2 separate regions of the Mus musculus genome follow, and region 1 is linked to region 2. A link is a contact called in ENCODE Hi-C or POLR2A ChIA-PET data. All regions are on one chromosome and are shown on one strand. The core of a region is the stretch at or near the end of the contact, and the rest is flanking DNA. Distances in the headings are between cores, read along the strand shown.

Evidence for each region. A loop is a pair of places that touch in the nucleus more often than their neighbours do. ChIA-PET counts read pairs that join two places held with the same protein, here RNA polymerase II (POLR2A).
Region 1: a map of T-helper 17 cell shows a loop between it and region 2 (4-fold over the local background). The contact joins the promoter of Ly96 here to the promoter of Rpl7 in region 2. A Hi-C loop is called at or near these places in 3 of 37 maps with a recorded cell type or tissue (T-helper 17 cell, T-helper 2 cell and regulatory T cell). POLR2A ChIA-PET finds 5 or more read pairs at or near these places in 1 of 5 experiments (Patski).

What each region holds. Positions count from the first base shown.
Region 1 is chr1:16,684,696-16,690,449 of GRCm38, forward strand. It overlaps Ly96 (lymphocyte antigen 96), which reads left to right and starts at 3,761. Exons shown (of 5, transcript NM_016923.2): 1 at 3,761-3,924. The coding sequence starts at 3,813.
Region 2 is chr1:16,102,139-16,107,726 of GRCm38, forward strand. Rpl7 (ribosomal protein L7) reads right to left here and starts at 2,295. Exons shown (of 7, transcript NM_011291.5): 1 at 2,227-2,295; 2 at 1,372-1,546; 3 at 1,030-1,196; 4 at 554-691; 5 at 352-461. The coding sequence starts at 2,240. Rdh10 (retinol dehydrogenase 10 (all-trans)) reads left to right here and starts at 3,744. Exons shown (of 6, transcript NM_133832.3): 1 at 3,744-4,168. The coding sequence starts at 3,880.

The DNA of each region.
Region 1 (5,754 bases), core at 2,511-5,010, 580 kb after region 2:
TACATGCATATATATGTATATTCCTAAGTATAACTTATTTCTGGTTGTGTGTGTCTCCAGGTCTGGCCATTTGGTATTAGATAACCAGCTGGCATATTTGCCCCTGTTCCTCCTCCTTCCAGCATTCCTTAGTTGCCTGTAGTTCTTTGTCTAGGGTTGAGGCCTCGTCTATTACTGTCATTGTTCACTTCATGTTTAGGCAGTCATGCTGGTAAGACTTTATGAGTGTAGCTTTCTCCATTACTAGGATACAAAGTCTCACAGCAAACACTCTGAGTCTCTGGCTCTTAGTCTTTCCACCTTCTTTTCTGAAGTTTTTCTTGATCCTTAGGTCAGGGAGTGTTTTGTTCATGTGTCCATGGACTGAGCCCCCACAAGTCTGCATTTTAATTGGTTGTGGTTTTCTATAGTGGTCTCCATGTGTTACAAAGAGAAATTTCCTTAATGGAGGGAGGGAGAATACGGCACTTATCTACGGATATAATGGCAAATACTTAAAATGTAGTCAGGGATTTTGCTGCTTTATTAAAATGGTGGTTATAGTTTCTCCTCCAAGACCTCTCCTAACTTGTTAGGACTCTGGTGAGCATGGCAAGCATGGCTCCCTCTGCCTTGCTAAAACATCATCATCATCACATCACATCATCATTACATCATCATCACATTATCATCACATCACACCATCATCACATCATCAACAACAACAACAGATTACATTCCTTAAGCTAGCCACCAAGGTCTATTCCCTTATTTGGCCACTTCCTCCTCTTGAGGCTGACTACCAAGGTCCAGCTATCAAAGCATTGAAGTTTAGCAATCAAAAGCCCCCTTTGGCTCACATAATTTATAACATGCCCAATTAACATTAAACATCTCATCCTAACACAGTTTTCCCCTTAAACCTTTATGAACTGCCATTTTTTTTTTTTAATGTGCCACATCTGACTCCTCTATCCAGAGGCAGTCATTTGTCCTCTGAGACAAATACCCTCCTTTCACTCCCTCGTTCCCTTCCCCTTCTCCCTCATCCTCCATCGTCTGTGGTCTTTGTCTCTTATTTCCTGCCCTCTGTTTATCTGGGGCCAATAAATCTCTTTTGTGTTGAGAACTTGGTCTGAGCTGATACCTTTTCCTTTCTTCTTCTTCTTCTTCTTCTTCTTCTTCTTCTTCTTCTTCTTCTTCTTCTTCTTCTTCTTCTTCTTCTTCTTCTTCTTCTTCTTCTTCTTTTTTTTGGTTTTTCGAGACAGGGTTTCTCTATAGCCCTGGCTGTCCTGGAACTCACTTTGTAGACCAGGCTGTCCTCGAACTCAGAAATCCACCTGCCTCTGCCTCTGCCTCCCGAGTGCTGGGATTAAAGGCATGTGCCACCACGCCTGGCTACCTTTTCCTTTCGATAATGTATTTGTGTTTTTATTATCCATTCATCCTGCCTCCGAAGTACTGAGATTAAAGTCATGTGCTACACCCGGCTGCTTCTCTCATTTTACAGTTTTTTTTTTTTTGGTCTTTTTGAGACAGGGTTTCTCTCTGTATAGCCCTGGCTGTCCTGGAACTCAGAAATCCACCTGCCTCTGCCTCCCGAGTGCTGGGATTAAAGGCGTGCGCCACCACGCCTGGCCATTTTACAGTTTCAAGAGATGGAATTCAGATCCTCCCGGCTAGGCAGCTGGGGCTTCTGCCTACCTTCTAGTTCATGTCATGTCAGTCCAAGGTCTTCATCTTCTTCAAAGCATACGGAAAGTGGTATGTTGTGTCAAACTCAAGCACTCAAGAGGCAGAATTGGGTGGATCTCTGTGAGTTCAAAGCCAACCTCATCTATATGGTGAGTTCTGGGCCAGCCAGAGCTATTCAGTGAGACCTTGCCTCAGAAAACAAACTAGAACAGAAAAGGGCCTGGCCTTGTGAGATGGCTGACTGAGTAAACAATGCTTGTTGCCAAGCCTGATGACTTGAATACAATACCTGCAGCTCATGTGGTAGAAAGGAACCAGCTCTTACAAGTTGTTCTCTGACTTCCACACATGCGCCCCTCATCCTCAAGTATTAAAAGAACCAGTTAAAATAGAAAAATGCAGTTGTGTTTAAATCCTTTTACTGACACAACATTTTTTTTCTTCTGTCTTTAGTTAGGCAGGTAAGCCCAGGGAATTTTAGTAACTTGGGGCTCTGTTTGGATCAGGTTATATATACTCTCCCACCCCCGGCTTTTCTAATAACAGCTGGCAGCCTAGTCCTTTTACCTGTCTATACTGTGCATAATACCCCTACCCAAATAATGCACCTAGCAATCTGGAACATCCACCTGGGTGGGGCTATCATATCTCTTCTCTGAACAATGGGATAGGTATGTCTCCCCTGACAACCATCAGACTTAGACACTTTCTATTCTCATGTGTTCCAACATTTACAGTACGAAGAGTGGACAATCCCAACTGGCCTGATCTGGATTTGGGTATGTGCTCAATATGGTAAACCATCCTATAAGGAAGAATCTATTTACCATATTATGCTAATGCATATTTGGGTGTGTATATAATTATACATTATATAATTATTATTTGGGTCCATTATGGAAATGGGCATATATAGTAGGAAAAATATTAAATGACATAATCTATTGATCAAAATAAAGAACCATCAAAACTATGCCCCTTGATTCAAGTGCCTCCTTCCTTTAGGCTTGATGAAAAGAGGCCCCTCACAGTCACCCAGTGGCCGGGAGTATCCTCAGGTGACCCATTGCTCTCACAGTATGCTCTGATCTTTCTATTGTTTTGCTTTAAATACAATTGCCTTGCTACCTTAACAGTTCTTAGTGAGCAGTTGAGTGTCACCACTAGAACCGGATTGTAGGCCACAGCTGTAAGCCTTCTTGGCTGCTAACCCTAAAGTAAGAGTCTGTAAAAGCCGTGCAGCTGAAGGAAGCACACTTTTCTAAAGTAGTCTTTGAATGAAATACACGCCAGAACAAAACAGCTTTTTCTTTCTTTTTTTTTTTTTTTTTTTAATTACTGGAACTCACACTTTTACCTCAAGATGCTACTCTGTGGAAGAGCTCTAGAGTCCAGCACCAACCCCACCCCCAACTCAACACTATTGCCTCAAGTTCAACCTTCCTTTTGAGTGCATTCTCAAAACTGGTGAGGTCCCAGCTGGGAATTGCTACTGACCCCGTGTAGGGGTCATCTTGCCTGTCTGTTTTGTGGCTGAACCTGTTTGTACTTGAGTAGAAATTGAGAGGGGGTAGGGGAGAGAAATCAGCTTAGATAGCTAGATGCAGCTTTCTAGGTCAGGAGAAACCGTTGTATGAGGAGGAGTGTGTGGGAGGGAGTGGCCAGCACACAGAAAAGTAGTATACCGGTGGACTTTCTTTCTTGAGACAGGATCTCACCTTATAGCTCTGGCTGTCCTGGAACTCACTATCTGGAGAAGGCTAACCTGGAACTCACAGAGATCCGCCTGTCAAGTACTGGGTGTGTGTACTACGGCTAGTGGACTTCCTTTTAAGTAAGGGTTTCCTGTAAGGCAGCTAATTGTCTCCCTGAAAATGTGCTGTTTTAAAGTGCTGGATACTTTAGTTTACACTGAGTATTAAGAAACAGTATATTCTAAGTCATTTTTTTCTTCTCTTGCCTTACAGGAAGTGCTCAGATATGAAAACAAATGCACAGTCACACATGCAAATAAAAAGAGGAAGCAGTTGGATGGGAGCTTCCAAATCACATGACTGCTGACTAAGTTAAATCTGTCCTCCTTACTGTCGAGTCCGATGGTCTTCCTGGCGAGTTTAAAGTATCGGAGATATTAAATCATGTTGCCATTTATTCTCTTTTCGACGCTGCTTTCTCCCATATTGACTGAATCTGAGAAGCAACAGTGGTTCTGCAACTCCTCCGATGCAATTATTTCCTACAGTTATTGTGGTAAGTGGCCCGGCAACAAAGAGCTGCGGCGCCAACTATTTCGAGAGAAAGTTTCCACTGAACCTGAAGCTGGAGGGCTGGCAGGAACGCTGCTCCAGCAGTGAGCCCGCTGCGGTGTGGGGTGGGGGTGGAGCAATGCCGACCACTTCCGGGTGCGGATCATCCTTTCCCTCTCCCAACCCCCCCCCCCCCCCCCGCGTTTCCCCAGGACCTCTGAATTGCTTTTTACCTCTGTTGCTGTCTTGTGGTTAAGCTCTCTCCACTCGGAGCTCGGTTTCAGGTTCTTCTTAGTTCTAGTTTGCTTCTGAGTACCAGCCCCGACACAAACTGGTTCCTCTTGAGGAGGCTAACCCACAGTGCTTCCTGGTGGGGTTGTAGCTCCAGCCTGTGGTCCTAGAGTGCTCTTGGAAGCATCCTTCTTCCTCCCCAACTGTGTGACCTTGAGCAAAATACTTAGACATTCTCAGCCTCACTTTTTTTTTAATTTGCAAAATGAAAGTTATTTTAGAATTCACTGTATGAGTCACTTGACAAATAATGATTTTATTTGATTTCGAATAGTGATTTTTAGATTTATGCAGTAATTATTACTCTATTGAAATCTGTTTTGAGACAGGGTCTTTCTATATAGCTGTAACTACCTGGAATTCACTATATAGGACAGGCTGGGTTGGAAATCATAGAGATCTGCCTGCCTCTACCTCCTGGAATTAAAGGCATACGTTGCCACGCCCAGCTTATTTTATTATTTTTTTCAAAGTATCACTATATAACATTGGCTGGCCGGGAACTCATAGAGATTGATACATATGCCTCTGCCTTTTGAGTTATTTGCTTATTTTTTTGAGACAGTGCCTTATTCTGTAGTACAGGCTGCCTAGAACTGACTATATAGCTTATGCTAGCCTCAAACTCATGCTCCCCGTTGCCTCGACCTCTCCAGTGCTAGAGTTGCAGATATTTTTCAGCTGAGCTAAACTCTGGTGCCATTGGATCATAGTTAACGCTATGGCCACATTACAACTTGTCATTAACAAATGCCTGGGACCAGAAAACCTAGTACAGGGCTTGAGAGCTGTTTCAATCTGTTTCCTCTTTCTGCTGCTCGCTCCGTTAGTTGTCCATTTTCTGCCCCTTCTAGGAATGTCTTCGTGGCTGGAAGGTGGTGCCTTCCAAAATGACAGTTCTAGGAAAAGCAAGATCATAGCCTAGTTGTCTGAAAGTGGAGCAGGGAATTTATAAATGTACTTTGAGAACTCCTGCATTGCAAATTGGTTATTTTGGGGGACTGGCTTGTCCCCAAACACTCTGACTGGGACTAATAACTAATCATCTCTGGGGCATTAGGAAGGTCCTCAGTCTGCTAACCTCTGTTTTCCTCTTCTTTTGGGCCCCCTGCTTTGTCAATTTATTTATTTACTTACTTATTATATATATGTGTGTGTGTGTGTGTGTGTGTGTGTGTGTGTGTGTGTGTGTGTGTTTTCCTGGATGTATATATGTGTATATGCTGATGCCCTCAGAAGCCAGAAGAAGGCATCAGATTTTCTGGGACTGCAATTATAGTCTCTTTTGAGCTGCCTGATGTGGCTGGTAAGAGTTGAATCTGGGTCCTCTGCCAGTGCTCTTAACCATGGAGCCCCCTACTACATGGTGACTCTTCATATGCTTAATTAGTAAAATATAATAAATATTATTCTGCTTTACTCCTTTTAAAAAAGAATTATTTATTTTATGTATATAAGGACGCTATAGTAGCCATGGCTGCTGGGAACTGAACTCTGGACTTCTAGAAAAGCAGTCAGTGCTTTTAACTGCTGAGCCATCTCT
Region 2 (5,588 bases), core at 1,045-3,544:
TGTCAAGATTTGTCCGAAGTGAAGCCAGGCTGGGAGAAATGGCTCAGGAGAGGGAAGTGCTTGCTGCTTAAGAATGACAGGAGTTCAGATCCAATGACCCAAGCTCCAACCTAAAGGCTTGTTTGTAATCCCAGCATATAAACAGAAGGGACAGTCAGCTAGGCTGGAATGCAACTCTGGGTTCTGGGGAGAACCTAGCCACCGTGTGGTGGGGTCATTAAGGAAGACACATGACATTTGGGCCACCACCCACACGTATACAAAATAAAAGTAAAAAAATAAATTTAAAGTCTGGCCAGAAAACATGACCTTGGACTAGTATCAATCCCTCCCTGAAAAATCATTACCTACCAAGAGACCGAGCAATCAAGGAATTATCTGTCAAGGCAATCCGCTTCTTGTTGATTTTGCCGTAGCCTCGCTTGTAGATGAGCTCGTTTACTGACTTCAGGTTGGGGTACCTGCACCAGGAAAACCAGGTAAGTTAGAATACAGCCCAAGTGTCTAACATTCATCTCATCATAAAAGCCAACCGACTAGACAGAAAACTCACCCCCATGCAATGTATGGCTCCACAATCCGCAGCATGTTAATTGAAGCCTTGTTGAGCTTAACAAAGGTGCCATTGAAGATCTGTCGAAGACGAAGGAGCTGCAGAACCTTACGAACCTTTGGGCTTACTCCATTGATACTGCCAGAGAAAAAAAATAGATCCATACAGCTTTTATTGTAATTTTAAGTAATACAAAACTTAGTCACCACATAGTATGTGTGTGTAATCTCAACACGCTATCACTACTAGCTTGCCTTCTCTTGATTCCTGTTTTATCATAAAAGATGACTGAATGATACTAAGTAAACTGTTTTTAAGCTCTTAGACAACTACAGGACACTGAAATGCAGTCAGAGCAAGCAGCTTAGGCACAGGTTTCACAAACAACTTCCCGCCCCCCGTAATTCTCGGCCCCCTTCCTAAGGGCAGGCACAATACAGCCATTGCTGCCAGAACACGATGCAAAGTGAACTCACCCTCGAATTCTGATGACAAAGGCCAGCTTTGGTTCTGCGGGCACATAGAAGTTGCCAGCTTTCCTTGCCATCCTGGCCATCCGAATCTCAGTGCGGTACATCTGCCTGTACTCCTTGTGATAGTGCTTTGCCTTCTCATAGATGAGCTTCCTCCTTGCCTTTCGAAGCTGAAAAACCAATGGCCAGTCAGTCATAATTCTTGGCTCTGAAACAGAGCACAGCATCAGTTTTATACAAGGATGACTTGAGAATATCAAACCAGGAAGATCTCTCTTCAATCTCACCCCACGCTCAGTCCCAATAAGCTCCCTGGCCCACTAAAGACCTCCAAAGTTTACTTACTGTCTTCAGGGCAAACTTCTTCCTCAGGCGCTTCACCTTCAACTCTGCGAAATTCCTTCGCTTTTTCTTGAGGGTTTCTGGCACAGCGGGAACCTTTTTCTTGAGAGTTTTTGGCCCAGCAGGAACCTTTTTCTTAAGGGTTCCTGGCACAGTGGCAACCTTCTTTTTCTTCTCTCTGTTGTTTGTAGAGAATTACTAGTAGGTCAAAAAACTTCCTGGTGATGTATCACACACACTAGGTGCTCAGAACTACGTTAAAACTGTCACCCACTCAAACCGGCAGCATCTAGCATCTCCGTCGTTCCCGAAAGCTCTACTGGAGATGCAGCGTTCATGCCCACAACCTTCACGTTATACACACCTTACTTAAAGGTAAACATGTATGACATTAAAGAGATTTATGCCTAACCCCAGCCATCAGTCCTGGCCTGTGAATTGTTACAAGTTGTCAAGTCACACTGAAAAAACTGTACTGCACACTTTTTGGGTTCCAGGACTCACTGATCCTCGATCAAGTCTCAAGCTCCATATGCAGGAGGCTGCCGGTAAGCAGCCGGCTAAGATAACTTTAGCTACAAAGGATCTCGTTCCATGATTCCGCGGAATACATTCTACCGAAGAACGGACCTCCGCCCAAGTAGCCGGATCCGCAGTCTGCCCTCAGTTTGCTCCTGGTACTGCCAAGGCCTCCGCGCGGAGGCCCCCCGCACTCCCTCCTAGTACCACACGGCGTCACAAACACCCAGACAGGCAGGCAGTGGTTCCAGGCTACACTCAGATACAGGAAAAGTGAGACAAAATGCCTCTAGTTTGGGGGATGGAGAAGGATTCTGGGGGAGAGAAGAATCGACTTACGGAACAGCCTCCATGGTTCCAGCCGGAAAAGAAGAGAGAAAGGTGGCGCATGCGCACTGTCTCCTTAAAGGTCTCAGGGCGCGAAGCCCCACGCCTTATAGCTGTCCTGAGATAAGCCGGAAAATAATCTAGAATTGAGATTTTTGCACTTTGCTGGCGCAAAATGAACAGCTTGGCTTAGTCACGGCCAGCCAACTTTATGGTAAAACTCATCGGAAAACAAATGCACTGAATACATTTTTTTTTTTTTTTTTTTTTTTTTTAATGAATAGAGTGGGGACACCTCGTCAGCTCTGGGCTTAATTTCTCCAGGTTGCGTTGACAACCCTAGGGTCAGGCTCTGCGGAATTCGTTGGACCCAAAAGGCATGTTCAGGGATGTGAACTACAAGTCCCAGCATGCGTCGCTGCATAACCCGCGGGGCTGGAGGGCGACGTTGACCGACACTCTGGGCAGCCTTCGCGGCGGTGATTCCCATTAGGCTCACTAGAGTATGAGGCTTCACGTCCTCAGCGGCTAGCTGAGCTATGAAATCACTGTCTGTCACCTCCTCCGGCTCTCTGCGGCCCGTGGCCACGCAGCCCTGCTCCCCCACCTCGGCTGCGCTGCCGAGGTCCTTTTTCCGCCCGACTGCCGGGCTGTCTTCCGCAGCGCCTGATCATCGGCCGCCAGGTCCACAGTCCCTCGGTTGGCGAAAGCAGCGAGACCGGGAAGAGTGATGACCCGAAGGTCCGAGGAGGATGGGGGGGTTCGCTGCTGCGGGACCCGGCAGGCGCAAGCCACGGCGACCCTCAGCAGGGGGCGTGAGCCGCGAAGAGTGGCACGACGAGGGCGGGAGCCTTCGGCCGCGGTCGTGGAAGAGGGGCTGCCCCGCGCGGTGGGGCGGCCGGCGGGAGGGCGAGCGGGGAGGGGAGGCTGGGCCGGGGGCGGGGTGCGACCGGGGGCGGGGAGGGCCGAGCTGAGGGAGGGCCGATGCCACTGCAGCGGCCGGCGCTTCCCGGCGGTGGGTTATATAGCGCGGAGTGTGGAGCTACCTCAGAGCCGGCTGGGAACGCTCAGACGCTGCGGGGCCCCGTGCCCGAGTGACAGCGGCGCGAGTGCAGGGCAGGGGACCCGAGTCGCGCTGGCAGCTCGAGCGGTTGGCAGCCCTCGCGTGCGCCCCGCAAGTCGGCCCTTCCCGGCGCTGCCCGCACCCTCCCGCAACTTGAGTCAAGTTGACAACTCCCGCGTCCCGACGCATCCGCTCGGCGCACCCCTGTCCTAGGAAGACGGGGAGCCGCTGCAGCAGCGCCGGGGACGTTCGGGCGGCGGCGGCTTGGCCATGAGGGCAGCGCGCGTCGCCTAACTCGCGGCTGTCACCGCCGCTGCAGCGGGACTGGACGGACGGACGGACGCTGTGGGACAAACAGGCGGCCGCCAGCAGGAGGCGCCGAGCCGGGAGCAGCGGCAGGCACAGCCCGTGGCCACTGCGCCGAGCCCGGGCGGAACTGGCCCCGCGCAATTCAGCCCCGCAGCACCTCGGGGGCGGACTCCGGGCGCAGCCTTCGCGTCCGGATCGCGGTGACAAGCGCCTCCGGGGCCAGGAGCTGGGCTGTCTGGCGCAGGGAGAGTGAGGACACGGTGCTGGGCTGCTGCGGGACCCGGGGCGTCGCGATGAACATCGTAGTGGAGTTCTTCGTGGTCACTTTCAAAGTGCTGTGGGCGTTCGTGCTGGCCGCGGCGCGCTGGCTGGTGCGGCCCAAGGAGAAGAGCGTGGCCGGCCAGGTGTGCCTCATCACGGGCGCGGGCAGCGGCCTGGGCCGCCTCTTTGCTCTCGAGTTCGCCCGGCGCCGGGCGCTGCTGGTTCTCTGGGACATCAACACGCAGAGCAATGAGGAGACCGCAGGCATGGTTCGCCACATCTACCGGGACCTGGAGGCGGCCGACGCTGCTGCTCTGCAAGGTAATGCCTGTGTATTGTTGAGTCAAACATCTCCCCAGCCCGGAGGGTCTCCACTGCCTAGTGTCATGGGCAGCCTCGCTCTCCCGGAAAGGAACACCCCGCTGGTCTTCTGGAAGGCGAGTGGAATTTGCCCCTTGATAAGAGAGCAAGGTTTTCTGTGTTAGAAGACTGAAAGCGTGCAAAACATAGGAGATCCTGTTTCTTCGGTCCCAAGCTGAGGTTTCCTAAACTCTGCGAGTAGTGTAAGACAGGGGGAACTTGCTACCGCAGGTTTGGGTCCAAAAGTAATTTCTCAGTCTGATTTGCATGTGGCATGATGGGAAGATAGAGAGTCTTGAGAAGTTGTTTCCACAGTGGACTGAAACAGTTATCTGTTTCTGTGAGGTCTGAGCTGCTTAGACTTGGGCGCTATAGATCCTTTCACTATAACTTTAGCTCCTGGAAAATAATTACATTGTTTCCCCAGCCTTAAGTAAGTGCTTTAGTTACTAACCCTGAGTAAATATGAGTGCTTCCCTTCCTCTTGAGAAAGTGCTTTCTCTCGCCCCCCCCCGCCCCCCCCCCGCCTTTTGCAAAATTTCTCTCATGATTTGGAGGCACCCCAATCTACATCTTATGTGTTTAACAATTAGTTTGCGCCTGAAACTTTTTTAAAGCCTAAGTAGAGATCATGACCCACTATAGATACTGTTCTAGGAAAATTGGTGGCTAAATTGACTTGGGCTCCATTCTCCCATATACCTGTCATTTGTTACCAAACTTACCAGAAGCTGTGTGTTTTATGTAAGGTTCAAAATGTTACATTTTCAAAGCTAGTGTGGAGAGGCAACAAATTTGGGCATTTGTGCTCCCTACCCAATCTTAAAAGCAATGCTTTAGAGAAGAGATTTTGATTTCGATGCTGTTTGGACTCTAATGTGGTACACTTGCATATTATTAACCTCTAAACTTTATCTGTGAGATTAATTCTTAGGGGAATCAGTTTAAAATTAAACCAGTGACTTGCATTCTTTCATTAGAAACTGCTCATTCATTGCTTGGCTTTGAATGAGTTTAGATTGTTGCTTACAGTTTGGATTTGTGAGCCTTAAAGTGAATTTCTGTTTTGAGAGCAGAGCTCTCTCTGGCCACCAGCTTCCTCCCCACCCCCATCTGCAATGTGTGTTATTCTCTGGGCTGAGATCAGTTCTTTGCAGGTGTCTAGCTCCAGCAAGTTGATCCCATGTGGTCTACTTGTATTGGACTTGCCACAATTACATGACTTTCCCCTAAGCAAGGTTGTCCAGTAAATTGCTGTAATTCCCAAAGACTTTCAGGGGAGGAAGGCAGCTGTAAGCTGAATTATTGGCAGGCATTACAGTGTTAGAAATTTGAAGCTCACTGTAGTATTTTGCTTTGTATGATTTCTCTCCTACTGACT